Linked DNA regions of Mus musculus: region 1 is linked to region 2. The links are chromatin loops, found by intact Hi-C in ENCODE. Cell type or tissue: gastrocnemius. All regions are shown on one strand. Each heading gives the region's core, and the rest is flanking DNA. Links, peaks and the distances in the headings are about the cores only.

What was found. Peaks named below come from ENCODE experiments on the same cell type or tissue, not always from the same donor. Only the 100,000 strongest peaks of a DNase experiment are listed, where the experiment ranks them.
Region 1: a loop joins it to region 2, with 1.8 times the contacts of the local background. A loop is called at or near these places in 6 of 42 quality-filtered maps.

Annotation. Positions count from the first base shown.
Region 1 is chr6:92,100,182-92,110,690 of GRCm38, reverse strand. Nr2c2 (nuclear receptor subfamily 2, group C, member 2) reads right to left here. Exons shown (of 15, transcript NM_001347342.1): 2 at 5,326-5,409. The coding sequence starts at 5,385. Among named protein-coding and RNA genes, the nearest start is that of Nr2c2, 13 kb to the right of the region's middle. In gastrocnemius, for the core only: no CTCF peak of the experiment used is centred there; a DNase peak (open chromatin) is centred at 5,333; H3K27ac peaks cover 1,112 bases.
Region 2 is chr6:92,149,069-92,159,577 of GRCm38, reverse strand. Nr2c2 (nuclear receptor subfamily 2, group C, member 2) reads right to left here. Exons shown (of 15, transcript NM_001347342.1): 4 at 9,774-9,974; 5 at 7,161-7,263; 6 at 5,064-5,243; 7 at 2,859-3,006; 8 at 2,079-2,172; 9 at 1,115-1,248; 10 at 189-366. It overlaps Gm46967 (a long non-coding RNA gene), which reads left to right and starts at 2,168. Exons shown (of 3, transcript XR_001785326.1): 1 at 2,168-5,290; 2 at 6,173-6,298; 3 at 7,117-8,567. In gastrocnemius, for the core only: a CTCF peak has its summit at 5,628 (motif pointing left); a DNase peak (open chromatin) is centred at 7,221; H3K27ac peaks cover 14 bases.

The DNA.
Region 1 (10,509 bases), core at 1,523-9,522, 49 kb after region 2:
AAGATTAAAGAAAAGCCTGATGTTAAATGGAATAAAAGAGAGTGGTGACAAAGATCCAACCCAGCTAAGCTTTCAGTTTGTGAAAGGAATTTAAGAAGTCTATGGCTGGGTACAGTAGCACAAAACTTTAACCCCAACACTGGGAAAGCAGACACAGATTTCAGAATTCAAGGCCAGCCTGGTCTACAGAGAATGTTCCAGGACAGCCAAACTTACACAGTGAAGGAAACCATGAAAAACAGAAAGCTGGAAGATATAATAGAACAAGAGGGCTGTATTCCAGCCCCAGTAAGCAGCAGAACTTGGCAGCTTCAGCTACATGGTTCTGGCTTTAGAGTCAAGGGTAAAAGAAAGGGATTATGGGATCCCCCTTGTAGACCAAGGAAAGCAGCTGAAGCCAGGTATGTGTCAGAGAGAAGCCATTGTGTGAAGCTACGAAGGTGAAGCCTAGATTGCCTTGAAGACCCCAAGATGTTGGACATGCCAGTGTCGTGGAATACCTGCTGAGAATAGTTGCTAACAGGAGTGGAACCAGCCCAAGAAAGAGAAATATGTTGCAGAAAACAAAGCACAAAGGAATTGGAGATCTGAAAGGCTTTGACATGAAGATGCAGAGTCTGAAGTTTGCCTAGCTGGTTTAGAGACTTGCTTTGGTCCAGTATCACCTTCTATTTGGAATGGTAATATATATCCTGTGCCATTATATATAGGAAGTATGTGATCTGCTTTTTGATTTTGATTTTGTAAGGGATTACAGTTAAGAGACTGTATGAGTCTCAAAAGGAACTTTGAACAGACTTTTAAATGCTGATAATGTGTGTGTGTGTGTGTGTGTGTGTGTGTGTGTGTGTGTGTGTGTGTATACAGACTATGGGGATTTTTGAGGTTAGACTAACTGCATTTTGCACCAAATGTGGTAGTTTGAATAAAAATGGTCCCCACGGGCCATTAGGAAGTGGTACTATTAGGAGATATGGTCTTATTGGAGGTGTGTTACTTAGGGGAGTGGGCTTTGAGGTCTCATATGCTCAAGCCATGCCTAGTGTGGCATTCTTTTCCTGCTTGCCCACATGCCACCATGCTTCTTGCCATGAAGATAATGAACCTCTGAAACTGTACGACAGTCTCAAGTAAATGTTTTTCTTTGTAAGAGTTGTCATGCTCATGGTGTCTCTTCAGAGCAAAAAAACCTAACACTAAGGCACTGTCCTCGATCCCTACTTTGTGTGTGTGATGTACACAGGTGTGTATAGGTGTACATCCATGTCTCTGTATGCAGAAGTATGAGAAGGATTATCAGGTGTCCACTCTTCACCCTATTTTCCCTTGATAGTATTACACTGATCCTAGAGCTAGGCCAGTGGCCAGAATGCCTCGCCAATCCTTCCATCTACATCCCTCAAAGTGCTGAGGTTAAAGGTATGAGGCTGCCATGCCCAACTTTTACATGGCTACTTGAAATTTAAACTTAGGTCTTATTGCTTGTGTAAAAAGTACTCTAATCCACTATGGTAATCTCAATTGTCAGCTTTCAAACCAGAATCACCTAGGAGATGGGCCTCTATGTACAACTGTAGGGGCTTATCCTGTTTTATTTTGAAGTTAAAGTCTCACTATGTAGCTTTGGCTGGCCTGGAACTCCTAATGTGGATCAAGCTGACCTCCAACTTACAAGAGATCTGCTTCTGTTTCCCTAGTGCTGGGATTAAAGGTATATACCATCATGCCCAGTTCCCTCCCCTCCTCAGATTTATTTATTTTTATTTTATATAAATGTTTGCCTACCTATATATAACTATACACCACATGCATGCCTGGTCCCCACAGAAGTTGGAAGAGGTTATTCAATCCCTGGAACTGATGCTGTAGAAGGTTGTGGGCCACCACATGGGTGGTAGAAACTGAACCTGAATCCTCTGCAAAAAACAAGTTCTCTTACCTTTTGAGACATTTATCCAGCTCTGGATTATCTTACTGAGTTAAATGAAAGATAGGCCCACTATGGATACTATTCTGTGGTCTGTCATCCTGAACTGTATTAAAAAGAGAAAGTGAGCTGAGTACAACCACCCAGGACTGTCGGTTTCCTAACAGTGGTTGCAATTTGCTTCAAGCTCTTGCTGTCTTATGTCTTCCATGCCATAACATTCTAGACCTCCAACCGTGAACCAAAATAAAGCCTTCCTTCCTATATTAGGTACTTTTCTGTTGTTACTAGGATAAAGTACTGTCCTGGCTGGTTTTGTGTGTTAACATGATACAAGCTAGAGTCATCCCAGAGAAAGAAGCCTCAAGTTGAGGAAATGCCTCCATAAGATGGAGGCATTTTCTCAATTAGCATTCAATGGAGGAAGGCCCAGCCTATTGTGGGTGGTGCCATTCCTGGTCTGGTTGTCCTGGGTTCAATAAGAAGGACAGGCTGAGCAGGCCAGCTAGCAACTCCTCTCTATGGCTTCTGGATCAGCTCCTGCCCCAAGATTCCAACCCTTCTTAGTTGAGTTCCTGTCTGATTTCCTCTAGTGATGGATTATGATCTGGAAGGATAAGGCAGACAAACCATTTCCTCCCCAACTTGCTTTTTGTTCGTGGTATTTCATCACAGTAAGAGATACCCTAACTAGGACAAATACCATGAACAAAGGCAACTTAAAGAAGAAAGTTTACTTTGGTTTATAGATCCAGAGAGATAATAGTTGGATAATAATAGTTGGATAGGTGTTAGAGCAGGCAGCTGGAGGAAAAAATGACAGATCACGACTTCAACTAAAAACACAGAGATTGAACAGGAAATGGAAGAGACAAACTCTCAAAGCCCACTCCAAGACTGCACCACCTCACCAGCACCATCATCACCCAGGAACCAAGAGTTCAAATACATGAGTGGATGGGGACATTTCCCATTCAAACCACCACACAGCTTTAAGGGGCTGTTGTCAAGAGTATTTTTACCACAGCCCCCATCCCCAATAACTTTGAAACTCAATCATCTCCCAGACACCAACATTAGTCTTTGTTATTTTTTGTGATAGCCTTTTACTAAACCTAGAGCTCACGGATTCTGCTAGATTGCCTAGCCATCAAGATCTCAGAATACCCCTCTAAGTCAACTTACTGTTGCTAGAATTATAGATATTCACTGCCACATCCTGCTGCTTTTTATATGTGGGAATGAGGCATCTGAACTCATGTCAGGCAAAATACTCATAATCATAAAAATATATTTAAAAAAATTTAAAAGTCTATATAATGGAGAGTTACCATAAGGAATCACAAGACTCAAAACTCTATAGTTTTATATCAAAGAAAGAGTTCTTAAAGAAAAAAAAAGACACTGTTTATACTTCATAAGTTAAGAACTAACAGGGCAAAGACATTTTTATAAGCAGAAAGCAAATTAAGATATTAAGATATAGGAGTAAGGAACAGGGTGAAGCAGACCTGGCTCAGGAGCCTAATATATTTGCTGCTTCAAGTCTATAGTAATGCTGGTCTAAAGTCATGCGATACACACACACACACACACACACACACACACACACACACTACTTTTGACAAGGATATGGAAATGTATATGTCTAGTTCCTAAGAGAGCAGAGAAGTAAATTTAAGTCATAAAACTTGGACAATCCAAGACTCAGAAATCTGACACTGGAGGAATGACTGCTTTCTCCCCTTTGAGAATATGTCCTTGCTAGTAGTGACTGCTGTTTCAGAGCAAGAGAGAGCTCAATTTGTAAACACTCCACTACATGGAAACTATAAGTTTTATGCAATAAAGATATATAAGCCCCGATGATAAAAGAGCAATGAAGGTTGTTAAGATTTAGACTTTCTCCACAGATCTAAGAGGGACTATGAGGCTAGGAATGGTACCTAGAAATAAACTTTAGCTAGTTTATATGTATGACTCAATGAATGTACACATGAAATTGATATTAATGTTCTTTTCTTCTCTTAAAGAATTCATGATGGGCTTTTAGGACTGTGTGCATACTTATCAAATCAGAAATCCTTAGTAAGTGAAAATAAAACTGAATACTTGAAAAACCAACAAATTATTATCAAGGTAATTATTTCTGTCATGAATTAAAACAATACAAGCAGTTAAGCCTCATCATTTTCATAGTTCTAATATATATATTTAAAAATATATTTCTAGGGGCTGGAGAAATGGCTCAATGGTTAAAAGCACTGGCTGCTCTTTCAAAGGACTGGGATTCAATTCTTAGCACCCACACAGCAGTTCATAACCATTGTAACACTAGTTCCAGAGGATCCAATACCTCTTTTGACCTCTGTAGGCACTGTACACATATGGTGCACAAACACAAATTCAGGCAAAGCACACATACATTTACACATGTCTTTTCTTTGAATATCCATTCTTTGGTAAAATTGTCTTTGTTTCAGAAATATAATTTAAAAATGCAAATCTTCATTTCTTCTAAGGGTAGAATACATAGTTGTAGTGTAAACCAGCGAAGTTTATAAAAAGTACAAAGACCTAGGTCAGAATCCCATTTCTGCTACAATAATTTCTTGGCTAACAACATGGTTTGGTTTTTTTTGTTTTGTTTTGTTTTGTTTGTTTTGTTTTGTTTTTGGCATGGCTTCTCATCTATAAAATGGTAATAGTAACCAACCTCAAAAGGTTATCAGAGTTATCCTTGCATAGGGTCTGGTTTACTGAATATTATCAGTGATGATAAGAGTAATGACACTTTTCAAGGTCTGGTCCTGACTATATCCCCTCTACACATCATGCTGCCTACAGGTACCAAGCTGTTTTATGCCTCGATCCCTTTTCCTAAATTTCTCATGTTAACCCCTCTAGAATCTGTCACAAAATTTCTCACTATACTTACCTAGGCCTGTCTGAAAAATGCTTGTCATTGAAGGCCCATCTAAGTGCACACAGTTACACTTACTGGTACTCCTTAATTGGGTGTGGTAAGCACCCCTGTATTTCAGTACTGTAGACAGTTGCAAGTGGTTAAACAATCTGATCTACCATTGTGCAATAACAAGTATATAAGAAACCAAGACACAGCCTTAGAATTAAAATTACTGCACAATAAAAATCAGATTTGTTGACTTGAGACTGAGATAAAATTTCAAGTCATCTTATTGTACACACCCATCCTACCCATGCAGAAAAACCTACTCACAGCTGCTTTTGTCATTTGTATTTAGTGTCAGCATCCTGCTTTGGATTTGAATCATGTGCTGACTTCTTTGGGACTGTTTTGAAAACCACAGAGCATACTGATTTCTACCCTTTCAAAAGCAAGGGTGCCAGCTATTGTGCTAGCCCCTGTCACTCACCTCAGCCACCTGCTGGGTCCCCACTCTGTGCTGAACCAGCCCCTCCATATTTGTAGCCATGGTGAAGCAAGATCATTAGAGAACCTGTTTGGAAAAATGCAGCAACTTCTATCAGGTGTGGAAAGCCAGGCTACTTGAAAATTATCACTCATCAGAATTCATCTTTGATACTATCTTACAAGGACCATGCCTTCTAAAGGAAACAAAGCCAGCAGGGTAATCATATCTAGATATGCCATAAAATTAATGTACCAACTTTTTGTAGAAACATTTCAAATTGGTAAATTTCTCTTGGCAGATATAAATGCAAAGGAATAAGGGACTTATAAGATCTTCTTGGTTTAACCTCTCAAAGAGGTGGAAACTTCACATACCTTTTTGGATAGCTCTTAGTCACAGTACACTGAGTAAAATGGTGGCTATCTGAGAAAACCGTCAACTTTGGACAGAATACTAGCTTGCTAGATTGCTATCACTAAACTTTTATTACTAGTGGCAATATGAGAAGCAAAACCATGCTCAGATTACACACCTCATTTACAGGCTGGAAGACAAACAATACACTAACAAAGAGAGAACAAGAATATGCTAACAACAAAAAAAGAATATGCTAACAAGACAAGGTACCCATCAATTTACTAATATGTATCTATTAATATATATTTGAGACAGAGTCTCACTGTGAAGCTCTAGCAGGCTTGGAACTTGCTTTGTAAACCAGATTAGCCTCAAACACACAGAGATCCAACACCTGCCTCTGCCTCCCAAATGTTGGGATTGAAGGAGAGAGAGAGAGAGAGAGAGAGAGAGAGAGAGAGAGAGAGTGAGAGAGAGAGTGAGTGTGTGTGTGTGTCCCTAGCTTTCTACTAATAGAAAAAAATATATTGATGCTATCATTTGTAAAATTTGAGGAAGACCAAAAAGCCTGATAGCCTCCTAGGTCAGAGTCACTTAAACACATTCACTGCTGACCCTCTATCTCTTCTGGGCACAAACAAGACAGCTCCATGAGTATTCCCTAGACACTTTTCAAAAGCCAGGGTTTATTTGGGACAATTCATTATCTGGATAGGTCCCAGGCAAAACAGGAAAACAAGCTCTATCAGAATTATCTTTGAATTTGTACATAAAAACTGTTCAGTGTTACTGTACAATATATCTATGTGTAATATACACAGATGCACAACTAGTTCATTTGCTTGCTTGGACTATTATACAATGAATAGTTTCACAACGTACCTTTCTATGGCATTCCTACTTATGAGGCTCAGATCTCCAAGCTTTTTAACTGTGGCCATTTTCTGTATTCTTCTACCCATTATTAGGTAGCCACTTCTATTAATTTCCATTTAGATTGTTTCACTGCATAAATGATGAGTGGTGAATGGAGTGTGAAACTGGTTGACAACATAAAAAGACCTAGAACCTGTAAGTACAGATACTGCATCAACAGGGACACGATACCAGGTCACAGATATCAGTGAGTCACCTCCATATAATATGGCCAGGCATGAGCTATAGGGGTTAGTCATCTTCTTACTCTGAAGTCTTTTCTTTCAGTGTATAATGGGGCTAAGGAACAAATCTAGAGCCTATCACATGCTAAGCACATTCTACCAGTAAGCTATACTACCAGTCTGCTTGCTTGCTTGCTTTTGTTTTTTGTTTTTTGTTTTTTTGTAAGTAGCTAAAACTTTTTGTTTCTTAAAAAAAAAAAAAAAAAAAAAAATCCAAGAGGGAACGAACACTGGTTTTTGTCTAAATTTTTTTGTTACTTATTTATTTATTTTGTCCTTGCTATGATTTGGTTCCAACTTAGAGAAACAGAAAAAGAAAGGAAAGCAACATTTGAGATATTCAGACAAGTAAGTCGTAACACACAGCTACATGTATGAGGTCTAGACTTGCACTCTTCAACGAAGAAAATAATGATAGCCAATAGGTAACATATGATAAGAATTCAATCCAGACAGACAGCCACAACTAATCATTTTATAACTCTGAAACATAGTCACTGTTTCTGCTGCTAACTGTAGTTTTAAGTACAAATAAGTGACCCTAAATACACTGGAACACTGGTAGAGAATTATTATTGAATAATATAGAAATATCAGAATATTCTTTAAAAGACCTTTCTTTTTATGGGATTTCCTGAAAAAACCCCATAGACAACTGTCTGAATTCCAATGGTCCACTTTATGGGCTTTGTTTTGCTTTTGTTTTATATTGCTAAGGACCAAATTCACAGCTTTAAACCTGCTACGAAAGCACCAAACTGTACCTCTACCCTGAATCACTTTAAATCTGCAGGGACAGTCAACTTAAAATAGTTATGAGTCTCAAAATAATTCTAGTAACCATATGTATAAGTCAGGAAATAGTACATCTGTTAAACTTTAAAAACCTAAGGATTCTGGATACTATTTGACTGTGTAAGTGTATACATTTGTGAATGTCTTCACCCATCCTTTAACATGTCTTGACTAGCAGTATGATATTAATGCTGAATGGATCAATATTTTAGAAGTGTGTATTACTTTTTTTACTTATTAGCATACAGTGGGGATGCATGTGTATGTGGTGGTGCACATGTGAAGAGGATAATTTGCAGCTGATTCTTCTGCCTTTACAAGGGCTCTAAAGATTGAAGCACCTACCCCAAGCCATCCTGCCAGCCCTGGCAGTCTGCATTTTAATGTTTTAAGGACATTCTGTCCTACCCTAGGGTTAAAAATACCATGGTACATATTTTATTATATAAGTGCTAAATAATGTTATCATTCACTTTGTAAGCTCTTAATCCATGTGCCCATTAGTTTTTTGAGTGTGATGAGTCAGGCACAGACATCAATTTTCCAGCACCGTGGACTGAACGACCTATCCTTTCATCACTGATCTGTAATGTCATCTCTGCCATCATAACTCAGGTTTCCTTCTGAGTGTGTACATATAATGGCAGGTTCTCTAGTCCACCACTGGTTATTTATCTTTCTGTTTACTACCACCATTATTTCACTGTCACAGCTTTATAGGCCTTGTCCACTTCCTGTACCATCTCTTGAATTCCTGGAATTCTTGATGTCAATGTTGGTTTTTTTACCTCCCAAGCAGCTTCAGCCATCAACTGCTAAATAAAAATGAAAGAGGCGTAATGTATGCCTTCTGAAAAGAAAAGAGGAGACAGTCAAAGGACATGCAGAGAAACTTCAGACAACCATGATTCCAAAAGAAAGACTTTTATCCAACTAGAGCAGATAAGTTAGAGTTTTAAAACTGCATTTAGCCATGTTAGAAAATGTGGTGTGTAAACCAAATCCTATTCTTGTGTGTGTGTGCATGCACGTGTGTGTGTGTGTGTCTGTGTGTGTGTGTCTCTGTGTGTGTGTGTGTATGAAGCTTCTCCTTGCAGGACATCACAATGTAAAAAGTAAGTAAAACAAACTCTCAGGAAATGTCAGGAAGGAGAGCTGTGAGGTACCTGTAGCTAAGTGCTCCTGAAATAAAGATAATGTGGGCAAGTCTCACCACCATACAACCACAGGACACCTCACAGACATAAGTCATATGGAACAAAGTATGGGGCATCAGTTTTCAATTAGAGGGCATCTCCCTTCCCAAAATGGCAAGCTCCAAAGAACAGTGATAGCTGGAAAACTCAGTCACTAACTTCATAACTGAAATCTAGAAACAACAAAACTAAAACCTATTACTACAGAAATAAGCTTTTAGGGACCTGGAAGAACTAGATGTATGGCTCAGTGAAAGAGAGCCTGCTTAGTATGCACAAGATCTGGGCTTTGATCAAAAGCACCAAAAAGAAAAAGCCTTCTTGGTTTATGAAGGTAAGCTTAGCAGCACCAACAGTAACTAACAGCTGGTGTTGTATTAATAAGCATTGTGAACAGAACACAGCTAGTTCTGGCTATAGAAACCTGAAGATGACTCTTCAACTAGCTAATCTTCAAATTGTACCTAAAGTCATGTTGATAGAAGAGAACCCAACTAATTGCCAAGAGCTATCAAGACATAGCACTGTATGTTTAAAAAAAAAAAAAAAGTGTTAAACCCCAAATAGCCTACCAACTCTTATTAAGAAACTATGATGACCAGACAATGAGCTGAAGGTTGAGAAATAACAAAATAAGGGAAGTCAAGTCCTTTGTCCTTGATGAACCTGATGCAATTTAATGGCTATGGTGAATGTCCCAAGGAAGAAGTAACTCCCTCTGCTGGAGAGCTAATGACATCTTAAAGAAGAGTTAGTGAGATGCCTCCATGGTTTGTAAAAGCACTTGCCCTCAAGTCTGACAGCCTGAGATCTACATGGTAAAAGGAGAGAATCAACTCCCTCAAGTAGTTCTCCACATGTATCTTAAAGATATATTTAAACTAGGTTTTAAGAAGTGGGAATTTGGGGCTGGAGAGATGGCTCAGCGGTTAAGAGCACTGACTGCTCTTCCAGAGGCCCTTAGTTCCCAGCAACCACATGGTGGCTCACAACCATCTGTAATGGGATCTGACGCCCTCTTGTGGTGTGTCTGAAAACAGCTATAGTATACTCATACATAAAATAAATCTTTTTTAAAAATGGGAATTTATCAAAGAAAGGAAGAATGGAGAGTATTCTAAGCAGGAAGGACAGTTCTTAAGGAACTAGCAAGTCTGACACAGAGTGAGGTATTTGAGGAACAGCAGGCAATATGCCAAAAACTATGGGAGAGATCAGAGGCTGACACTGGATGCTGGGGAACCATCAATAGCTTTAACATGATTGTATCTGATCTTCAACAAAAGAAACTTTTTTGATAGCAGGGTGGAGGTGACAGGAAAAGTAATATTGCAAACAAAAGCCAGTAACGACTCATGACAACAGTAAGAAATGAAAGTAGATCCTTAAATTTAATTTCAAACTAACAAGTTATCCTGAGCAGCACATGATGACAGCAGGACACAGTAAGTAAAAACTGTGGTGCAGACCACAGGGTAACAAGAGCACAAATGAACTCTTCCAGACTCACAGAAGACTGACAGCTGATGAAACCCTGTTTTCAGTTAAGTAGGCATATGGACCCTAACACAGCCAATCAGGTTCTTGATGGGAGCAACAGGTCTCTCTCAGTGGGCAGGAAGTATAGCTATGGCACTCAGCAACAGAGAAACTGTCTTCAGTAACTGGAATCTAGG
Region 2 (10,509 bases), core at 949-8,948:
GTCTATCTTGGCTGTGATGTGCCACACTTATTGGAGGGTCATTTTCAACAAGAATATGCTTTGGAATTCAAGATTCTGCCACAATTACAAAATGAACTCATTGCAAGGTCTGACTTTTGAAACTGTATAGGTAAAGCACCTGGCTCTAGCAAACAGGGGAAGTAGATAGCATGTGCTAACGTACTCACCTTGAATGTGACATGTGTGTCTGAAAGGAGAGGGCCTTCAACTTCAATGATGGGTGTTGACTGATCTCTGCTGATGACATGGATACTCCCTCCTCCACTAGCATCTATCCCATCTGCCAGGCTTGGAGGTGAAGCACTATCTGTGGTATTAAGTGCTTTCGCTAAGGTGTCAAATGCCCTACGAGCAAAAATGAAACAGACATCATCAATGGCAAATAAACAGTAAGAAAGCCCTAGCTAATTCTACTTAGATCTCATGTGCTTTCCTCTACACCGAGGTCTCAATATTGCATCGGATTACAAATTAACAGGAGGACTGTGTAGCTCCCAGTAAGTCCCCATCTGGCCTGACACTAAGGCCAGAATAGAGCACAGAAGAGTAAAACACAAGGGCCAAGCAGCAGGGAAGAAACACCCTGAGCAGCTAGCCAATGCCACCTGGAACCAACTATTGCTTTCCATTAGCTAGCATGTACCACTCAGAAAACAGGTGTGAGCAAAGAGAAACAGAAACAGAAAGAGGTATGCTGTTTTGTGCAGGTTCATTACACAGTGCTCGAGTCAAAGAACATTTGTTTGATGAAGACCCCGGTTTAAGGAGCCAACTGCAGCTCTGACTGCCTTATTGTCACATGATATAAGTGGGTTCTCCTTCATTGTAAATTCCCATAGTTAAATGTGGAAGACAACAGATATGTGGGGTTGTTTTGACAACTTTATAGTTCTTTAATTAGACACAAGTTGGAGTATTTTTGAAGTATGTAGTTCACTGGCACAGCGCTTGTCTTATACACAAGCAGAGGCAGAGGTCAATTTCCAGGACCAAAAATAAAAATATAAAACTCATTTATAGCATAAGTGCCAAATGTTGGCATCTATCCTTACAACACAGTGCCAGGAATGTAGAGTATCAGAGGGGCTCATACCGAGTAATCTCACTTGCAGACTGGTCCTCTGGCTGCATTTCTGAAGCATCACCGTTGTTCAAAGATTCACTCAGGTTGGCCAAAGAGGTCACTACATTTGCCAGTGTACCTAGAGCTCCTTGGCTTGTTTCAGCCTATTAAAAAAATAATAGTAATATAGTAACACTAAAAAATGAGCATACACAGGAGAATGACTTAAGGGCAATGAAATGAAGAAGGTATCATGTTTATCTAAGGCCAGCTTCTAGGTGTGAATGGAGTCATGCTAGGAAGATCTTTTTGTATATCAACTGGATCAGAATGGATCAGGCTTTTGTGTTTTTGTATTTTGGTTACAGCCACATACACAGATCCACATATGTGATGCAATAACATTGTGATAAAATGACAGAACAGATAAAGTAGCACACCACTCCACCCAGCCCCAGTAGCAAAGTTTAAGCACAGAACTGATTAATAAATTACGGTAGAACCACAACATACTGTGCAGATGGCACAATGGGAGATGACCTCTTGGACCAACAGACATCTCAGTCTATAAGTTCGTTATTTATGGCTCATTTGTTAGCCTATTACAAATTATCTAATGGGAAAGAACTGGAGCTTTTACAAAAGGCTGCTTTAGAAAAAATAGCTACCTTCCCAGCATAATGGGAGCCTGCCAATATGTAGAATAAGGGGATTACATTAATAGGGAACAGAACCATAGAATGTCTACAAAGATGCCATGTGAAGAACCATTGAATGTCCACAAAGCTGCCATGTGATAGTGACTATTGCCATTCAGCCCTGAGTGGAGTATCTGAAAACCACAAGCATCTTTAGAACAAGTCCTAGGATGACTATTATCATGAGAAATTAATGTAGCTACAGGAGGCTATGCTTTCAGCATCATGTCTGATGGCCAAGAGAGCAGGTATAGTTGGAAAAGCAGCCTGCACTGCAACACAGGAGAGAGTGTTACCTTGGAATCCGCGGCCAGGAGAACTGTACCATCCTCACGTATCAAAGGCTGTTGGATGTTCACAAGCATCCCTGGATCAAGAAGACCTGTTTGTCTATTTAAGACACAAAGAAACCCAGAGTAGTATCTAACATTTTCTGCACATTATGTTCATGCTACATTCAGTTGGCTTCCATATATGCCAGGCAGTCTACAAGAGAAAAGCTGTAACATTCAGCCCAGGGTGAGTGGCCACTTGTCTGCTCTCGCTCATGAGCTCGTTACAAAGCTAGGCATCAGGCTGAGGGAGCACAGAACACAGATGCCTAACCCTAGGCCTTCTATACTAACTGTGGCCATTCTTCCCAAAGTTTAACTGATACTCAAAGAATTGTCCAGAGACCCTCAACTCCAGCTTTTGTGTAATACATTTTGGATTTCTGGCTCCTTATTTCAGTTCTCTTTAAAACCAGTTCAACACAGTGTGTTAAAAAGAATGAACAAGTTAGTTTGTGGCATCTGGTATTTTCTTCTATATTGTAAAAAAAAAAAAAAAAAAAAAAAAAAAGGCCTTTATTTTGAGCTATAGACAGCTAATGAATAAAGTCTAACCCTTAGGATCAGTTGTGTCCTGAAGTGACTCTCAGCAACCTTAAGTGGATCAAAAGACAGAATGAGACATGCCAGAGCTATGGGAAGCAGGTGAGAGCCACGTGTGTGCCCTTTCCAGGAATATCTGTGCTTCTTCAGGCCAGTGTGGAGGCTGAACACAGTACTACTTTGTGGGAACAGGAGACTGACCTTGCTCCATCTTTGTCTGCCACAAATGTGGGAGTGGCTATCAGAGGACTTCTCAGGTCTTTCCGGATATAGATCTTCTCAGTGGAAGCAGCACAATTGCTTGGTTTCTCCCGTTGCACATCAAAGGGCTTCCGTTCACTCTGTACAGCTTAAATGACAACATATTCACATTTAGAGAAAAAGAATCAAATGAATAAACACTGTAACATGCTGAAGTTGTTTCTTAGCAAATCTGTAACTCTGGCATTTGGTCACCATGGGCTTTCCAATCAATGCAAAGAGTCAAAATCAACAACCCCAAAGCAAAGGCATACAAAGGCTCAAGATGGCAGGTGATGCTTGCTCAGAAACTGCCACTCTGATGTGACCTAAGGAGGCCAATATATTCTACTGTTTGGGTTTTTTTTTTGTTTTGTTTTGTTTTGTTTTTAAACTTCTGTCACTAACCAGCTGGGCTCAGCCCAGGATAAGAAATGTCAATCTTCAAGTGGATCCTTCATATAGATTATACCATGCCACAAATTGCTAGAGTCCAACTTCATTCAGTCTGAAGAGCTTCAGCAAACTGGAGGCTGTTAGCTACATACAGCAATTTCTTTCCCAGCAACCAAGCTTAAGCATGGGCATATAGGGGCTGGAGAAAGCTCAGAAGTTAAGAATATATTACTCTTAAAGGGGACCAGAGTTCAGTTCCCAGCACTCACTTTAGACAGCTTACAACTGCCTGCAACTACAGCACTAGGGAGATCTAAGGCCCTTGATAGGTGCATACATTCATATGTACACAGTATACATAGACACATACACATACATAATTAAAACTAAAATAAAATTTTAAATGATATATGTTTGTCACAAGCAACTGAAGAAAATCTAGATCTTGGGGGGGTGGGGTGTACAGTTTATGTATATACAGAGGCCAGAGATCAACATTGAGGATTTTCTATTACTGTTTTTCTCCTTTGTTTTGATTTAGGGTCTTTCAGTGATCATGGAGATCACTGATTGGCTAGGTTGGCATGGCCAGCAAGCTCTGCTGATCTACCTGTCTTCACCCCTAGTGCTACAACTACACACATTAGTAACACCACCCAGCTCTTACACAGGTGCCTGAAATCTGAATTCACATCTTCATGCTAATACAGTAGACACTTTACACATCGAGCCATCTCCCCAGCCCACAAACTGTTCTTGTTTTGTTTTGTTTTTCGAGACAGGGTTTCTCTGTGTATCCCTGGCTGTCCTGGAACTCACTCTGTAGACCAGGCTGTTCTCGAGCTCAGAAATCCGCCTGCCTCTGCCTCCCGAGTTCTGCACAAACTGTTCTTAAAAGCAAGAGACCAAGCCTTGGGTCCAGATGCCTTACTACTAAGTTGAAATGCAGTTGGACTGTGAGTTTGCAACTATGCTTGTGATTGACCAAGTTTAGTCCCATCACTGCTTACAACTAAGGACAACCTGTAAGTATGACAGTGCAGACCTACCCTAAGCTAGACATGTATATATTATACTGACTGTGGTTGTACAGGTTGCAAGCATACTTCTTGTTCCCCAGTGAATTTTGTATTGTCCTAGTCCTAGAATAGGAAACAATAATGAAATCCACTGGCTCTAGTCTTCCTAGGAGCCATGAGGCACTATTAGCCTGTTGTAGGCCTGACTCTGTTCCTTTCCATCCTTACTGTACACTTAAGCACAGCTTGCTCACAGTGACTTTTCTGTGTTGCCTATTTTGGGACCTGGTTCTTAAGATTTCACCGTTAGAAACTGATTCAATGAATGGTCCTTGTGAATGAAAGACTAGTTTCAGAATACTACTGAGAGGAGGGTTTCAACCCTTTTGTGGCTGCTTCCACTTGGATGGGTCACAGACGAGGCCCAGGGATTGAGAAAGGAACTGTTTCTGGTAACTCTTTAGCCTTGGTCTCAGCTTTACTCTGAAGCTGTCGTTACCTAATCTCCATTCCTCCTGTCCTGTTTTCTGATTGATTGGGAAAGGGACTTTCGTATATACCATGTATACTGTCAAAACCCAGTAGTGTCAGCTCTGGACTACCTGGCTGCCCAGAATTTAGGTAAAGCACAATGAAGCTTTTCTGAGTATTTCCACCACCCCCTCCCCTACTTCCCACCCCCTTTAAAGTCAAAGGTAAACCACACCTATTTAGCAGGCATTTACTAGCTTGATGGGGCCCTGCTACTCACACTCCATTTTCATGCCCATCTCCAGGCACTTCTTCAGCCGGCAGAACTGGCAGCGGTTACGGTGGTGCTTGTTGATGATGCAGTCTTGGCTGCTCCGACAGCTGTAGGTCAGATTCTTCCTCACGCTCCTTTTGAAGAAACCTTTGCAACCTTCACAACTGACAGCCCCATAGTGCCGGCCTGAAGGGAAGTGAATGAGCACATGATTTGGCTCCTCATGAGCAGAGGTGAACTGTCCCAGCCCTGTTCTCACTGGGTGCACTGTCAGGTGCTGTCACCACAGGGGTTAATGACAGCCCAACACTATGTCTACCTCATATGTCCATATCTCTACAGAAACCTTGTAAGGTCATGATGGAAACCCAAAGCTCATATATGATGTGACTGCTCTTGGCACACAACCATCCCAACACACAGAGCAGTTCAGGCAACTCTCCTCCAGTCTGCATACTTGGCTATAGAAGCAGCTTGGTGTCTACTCTTACTGCCAGACTAAACAGTCTATCATTCCTATATTCTTGCTTACTTTCTGAGTCAAAGTCCTTGTCTCTAAGCACCCCCTTGAGGCCCTTCCAGGAACATGGCTACAAATCACAGCTCATTTCTCTGCTCACTTACTCGGTCTTTATTTAGCTAATGACCTCAGCTCATCCTTCTTAGCTGATAAAGTGCTACTGTATATCATAACCTTATACTTTCTGGACTTCTCTTGCTTCCAGAACCCAAGCCTACACAGCTCAACTGTTAGGAAACTTCACAGCATCACTGTTCACACTGACTAGAGATTAATTTGGAGGATCTCATTTTCCTTTGAAGCACTATGGTACTGAATTGACCCCATGTCAATACTGCCTTGACCTTTTTTTGTAATGTCTCCTTAAATTTGCTATCTGGGTGACTTCTAAGAGCTGGAAACAGTGGCACTATAAGGCTATGTGATGAGGCCTTTCCTTGAAGCTCAGAAGAACCCTGAGCAACAAGGAAACCAGGCAGTTTTTGGCTGTTTCTGTCCCTACTTCATGTATTCGAACATCTGCAGTGTGTCTCCTTGTTTAGCAGACATAGATTTTGCTCAAACACTCCAATGAGAAAGTCCATTTCGATTATAGGAAAATGTACAAGATGTCTGGACAGCCTGGAGAAACACAATCAGAACCAGTGACAGCGCTGTCTACCTGCTTCCAGGGGAAGATGGGCCTTTAAGTGGTAGGATGGACTGGCTTTACCAAGACAAGGTAGGATCAGAAGCAGGTACCAATGGCAGAGAAATGGTAAAACCAGCTTAAAGGAAAAAAAAAAAAAAAAACAAAGCTTCTGAAGATGCTTCCTTCTGAAGCATCCTCCTAGATTTGGTCAAACCCCTTTTTCAAAAGGACAAAATGAAATCCAGGACAACAAACCCTCCAGACTTCCTGTGAGTGGAAAAAAGCTGCTTCAGAACTCAGGTCTATGCCCCAGATCCCTGAGCTGAGCTTCTTCATTCCCACTGCCTGCCTTACTGCTTTGCTTACCTTCTATGGCTCCCCAGTGCTAGCAAGCCTCCTGTCTCCATCAGAGCACTAACTGCGGAAGCCTTTGGGCTCTCCTTGAAGGACACCAGAAACACAGATTTAAATAACTCACCAGAGGCCTTGGGTCTCCACTAAGAGTACACACACACACACACACACACACACACACTCACACACAGAGAGAGAGAGAGAGAGAGAGGCATGCATGCACGTCTGCGTACACTTTTCCAAGGGGCACAGCATGGTTCCTACTCCATCATAGAAGCTTATCACACAGGGTTTAGTAAAAGGATAAAAAGAAAAGTGAGACAATTTGGATCGGGGGAATTATATACATAACACACCTTGGGTGATATAAACAAGATGAGAAAAATTTTTTTACTTAATAGCATATAAACAATTGGAAACAAATCTCAGAGTTTCTTGACTTTTCCTATCAATTTGAATAATCTGACAACTACTTTGCTTATTATGTGAGGTTCATGTTTGAAACCTACATAAAATGTTCTTTCTCAACTAACCACTTTCCTACCCTATAAAAGGTCATGTTGCTCCTTGATACGTGCCAGAAGCCGGAGTCACATACCAGAGGCTTTGTCGCCACAGACCACACAGTACTCCACCACCTGGGGCCGCTGGACGTCTGCCTTCCCCAGCAAACGCTCCACAGAAGCAGAATCCGTGACGATCTAAGATGTTGGCAAACAAACAGTGCCAATTAAAAGCTAGATAACTAAGTAAAGTAACATCTAGTTGTGCATCCCCCTGTCTTAGGCATCTAAACTAAAAGAACTCTAGGTAGAACTAGGATTACTTTAACCAACAGCTTCTTCATTCAACAGCCAGGTAATTCTGCTTCCCCACTGGCCTGCACATGTCAATGATTACTCTATCCTGTGACTATCACCAAAACTGGAGGCCACATAGGGATCACATATAGATTCTCTAAGGTAAAGAATAGGTAAGGTTCTTCAGCTATGTTTCTCATCCCATCGAACAACATGGAAATATACAACCTGGCATGTTTGTCACACCCAGACTTTCCTGATTGGACTGTTTGTTGAAGCACCTGGTAATGGAGAGATGAACTAGTACAGCTGACAACAGAAGCCTGCTATTTCCTCTCACTTGTAGGTAACTCTCTAGATTACAAACAGTGCTATCCATCTAGGAGAAAACAACTGATATCAAGCTAAGAAATTTTAAAGAATGGTTATTTTTAAAATGTACTTAATTTGAGCACACAATAGACCTTCAAACGAATCTCACACGATTGGGCCGTATACAGAAATCAGGTAAAAACCACCTGTGAAATGACAACATCAGAAGCCAGTCTTTCACAAACCTGTGCTTTTTAACAAAATGGATAGTTGAACATCAAAAGATCAGAACACACTTTAGGAGAAGGAGAATAAGATAGATAATGCTGGTTAGCTGTACTGCTAGCTCTCTCAGAGAACTTTCTGAAAGCAGAACACACTGGCTGTCTAAGTCTAGCTCATCAAGGGAAAAAGGAGGTTCTGAAGTTTCTCTCTATAGTAGAAAGAATGCTCCACACATCAGTAATAGCCAAACAGTGGGACTAACCAGGTATCAACCAATAGATGAAAGGATAAAAACAAGGGCTGGCGGATGGGTCAGTCAGTAAAGACCTTGCTGTGTAAGCACAAGGCCAGTAAGACCTTGGATCACCAGGCTTACTGGTCAGGCAGGCAGCCTCTCCAAATTAGTTTTGAGAGACATATCAAAAAATAAGATGTAGAGCCAGCAAAAAGTCTCAGTGGGAAGAGGCACCCGCTGCTAACCCTGACAATCTGAGTTCAATCCCATGAACCCACATGCGAGGAGCCAACTCTTGTAAGATGCCCCCTGGCCTCCACACATATGCTGTACCATGTATGCATTCATATGTAAAATACAAAATATAAATTTGCCATATATGTAATATAAAATGTCATAAATATATAAATGCATCAAAAATATTTTAAACAGATATAGAGTCTGAAGAGATGTCTTTGAAGTTAAGAGTTCATAATGTTCTTGTGGAAGACTCAAATTCAGTTCTCAGCACTCAAATTTGGGGAGTTCACAACTGCTTACAACTCTAACTCTAGGTGACTGAACACCTCTCAAGTTTCTACAAGCATCTAAACTTACTAAAAATATGCACTTGAACACACAAACACTCCCATGGGCTGGGAGTGGGTGAGGTGCGAGCAGGAAATTGAGCAGGGCTTGAGGGAAAGGGAATAGAACACTGACTTCTCCCATCTTTTCACCGTGGCTTATGTGTGAGAGCCCAAATAGGTACAGTGTTTCAGTTTGGGAAGATGAAAAGATTTACAGATGGGGCTACAATAATGATTAAGATGGTAAATTTTACATTATGGACAATTCACAAATTAAAAAACAAAAATCAAGCCAGATATGGTGGCATATACCTTTAATCCCAGCATTCGGGAGGCAGAAACAGGCAGATCTCTGTGACTTCGAGGCCAACATGGTCTACATAATGAGTTCCAAGACAGGCAGGGCTATATAAAGACCCTGTCTCAAAAATAAGTCAAAAAAAATTTAACATAGACTATGTCAAAACATACTTGTTCCTGACTACTCTGAGGCGCTGGCATAGAGCCTCCAACCTTACAATTGGCCCTGCTTTCCCCTCAGCATCTTTATTTATTTGTTTGTTTATTTGTTTATTGTGGCTGCCCTTATTGATTGAATGTGGCTGCTCCCAATCCCATCTTGCTCATCTTGCTCCTCCCTCTCAGAATAGAAATAGGTAAGACAGAGCAGGAGACAGAAGTACAGAATAGTTTCTGGAAAATATGTCATATCAAAATGAAGAACTGGACCTAGGTTGGCCACCTACATGAGACTGAGGTAAGAGTGGTCAGCTCCAGAGGGTGCCTTAAAGATATCTGAGGCTAATGGTTTCCACCATGCGGCCCTTTAAGAACAATTCTCCAGTGGCCTCATAACCTTGCCTATGCCAGTGTCTTTTCCTTGGATTAGCTTTTATCCCTTCTTACTGTTCCTGCTTGTCTTCTGGGTGTGGCCGTTCAATTTACTGGTTTTTAATTTAGCTAAGGCAGCAATCCCACCATGCTTGTAAATTCCCAAAGGCAAGGCAAAACTGAGCTGAGAAGTGGTTCAGTACCTCGTCTGGAAACAACCACCTGTCAATGGGCCTTACCTGGATCCTGCCAGGGACAAGGTTGTCCGAGGTGGTGAATATGAGCTGCTTGGCACTGGATGTTTCCGGAGAAGCCAGGATCACCTTCCCAGTTCCAGCTCCATCTGGGCTGGTTAGGATGAACTGCTGTTTAGAGGATCCAGAGGCATCCACTGCGGTGACTATCTGGATCTTTTGTCCTGTCTGCTGGTCTGTTACAATCTACAAGATATAACATAGAAGCCCCTTTGCTTGGTGTGTCTTTAGACCTGTTTAGACCTGTCTGCACTTGCAGACAGTGCTTAGGAGGTGATCACTAGAATGGATGCTGGTCTAAGATATACTGCACCAGTTGTGATGGCTAATCTCTACTGTCAACTTGACGGGATTTAGAAGCACTAAGGAAACACATCTAGCTGCCTATGTGAGTCTTTCCAGAAAAATTGGACAATGCAGGGAAGACCCACCCTGAATGCAAGTGGTGCCATTCCATGAAATGGAACTCTGGACTGAATAGAATAAAAGGGAGAAAATGAGCTAAGCACCAGCAATCAATCTGTTCTGCTTCTGGACTGGATGCAATATGGCCTTCTGTTTCTGCTGCCATAATTACTTTGACTGGTATCTTATCAAAACAATAAGTAAGATAAATATATAGTGAGCTTTTCAGAAATTATTTTTTTCAAAAATTACTTTTATTCTAGGATCCTTTCTTTAGTATTTTTAGAATTAAAAGGCCCTTTTTGAAGATAATCAT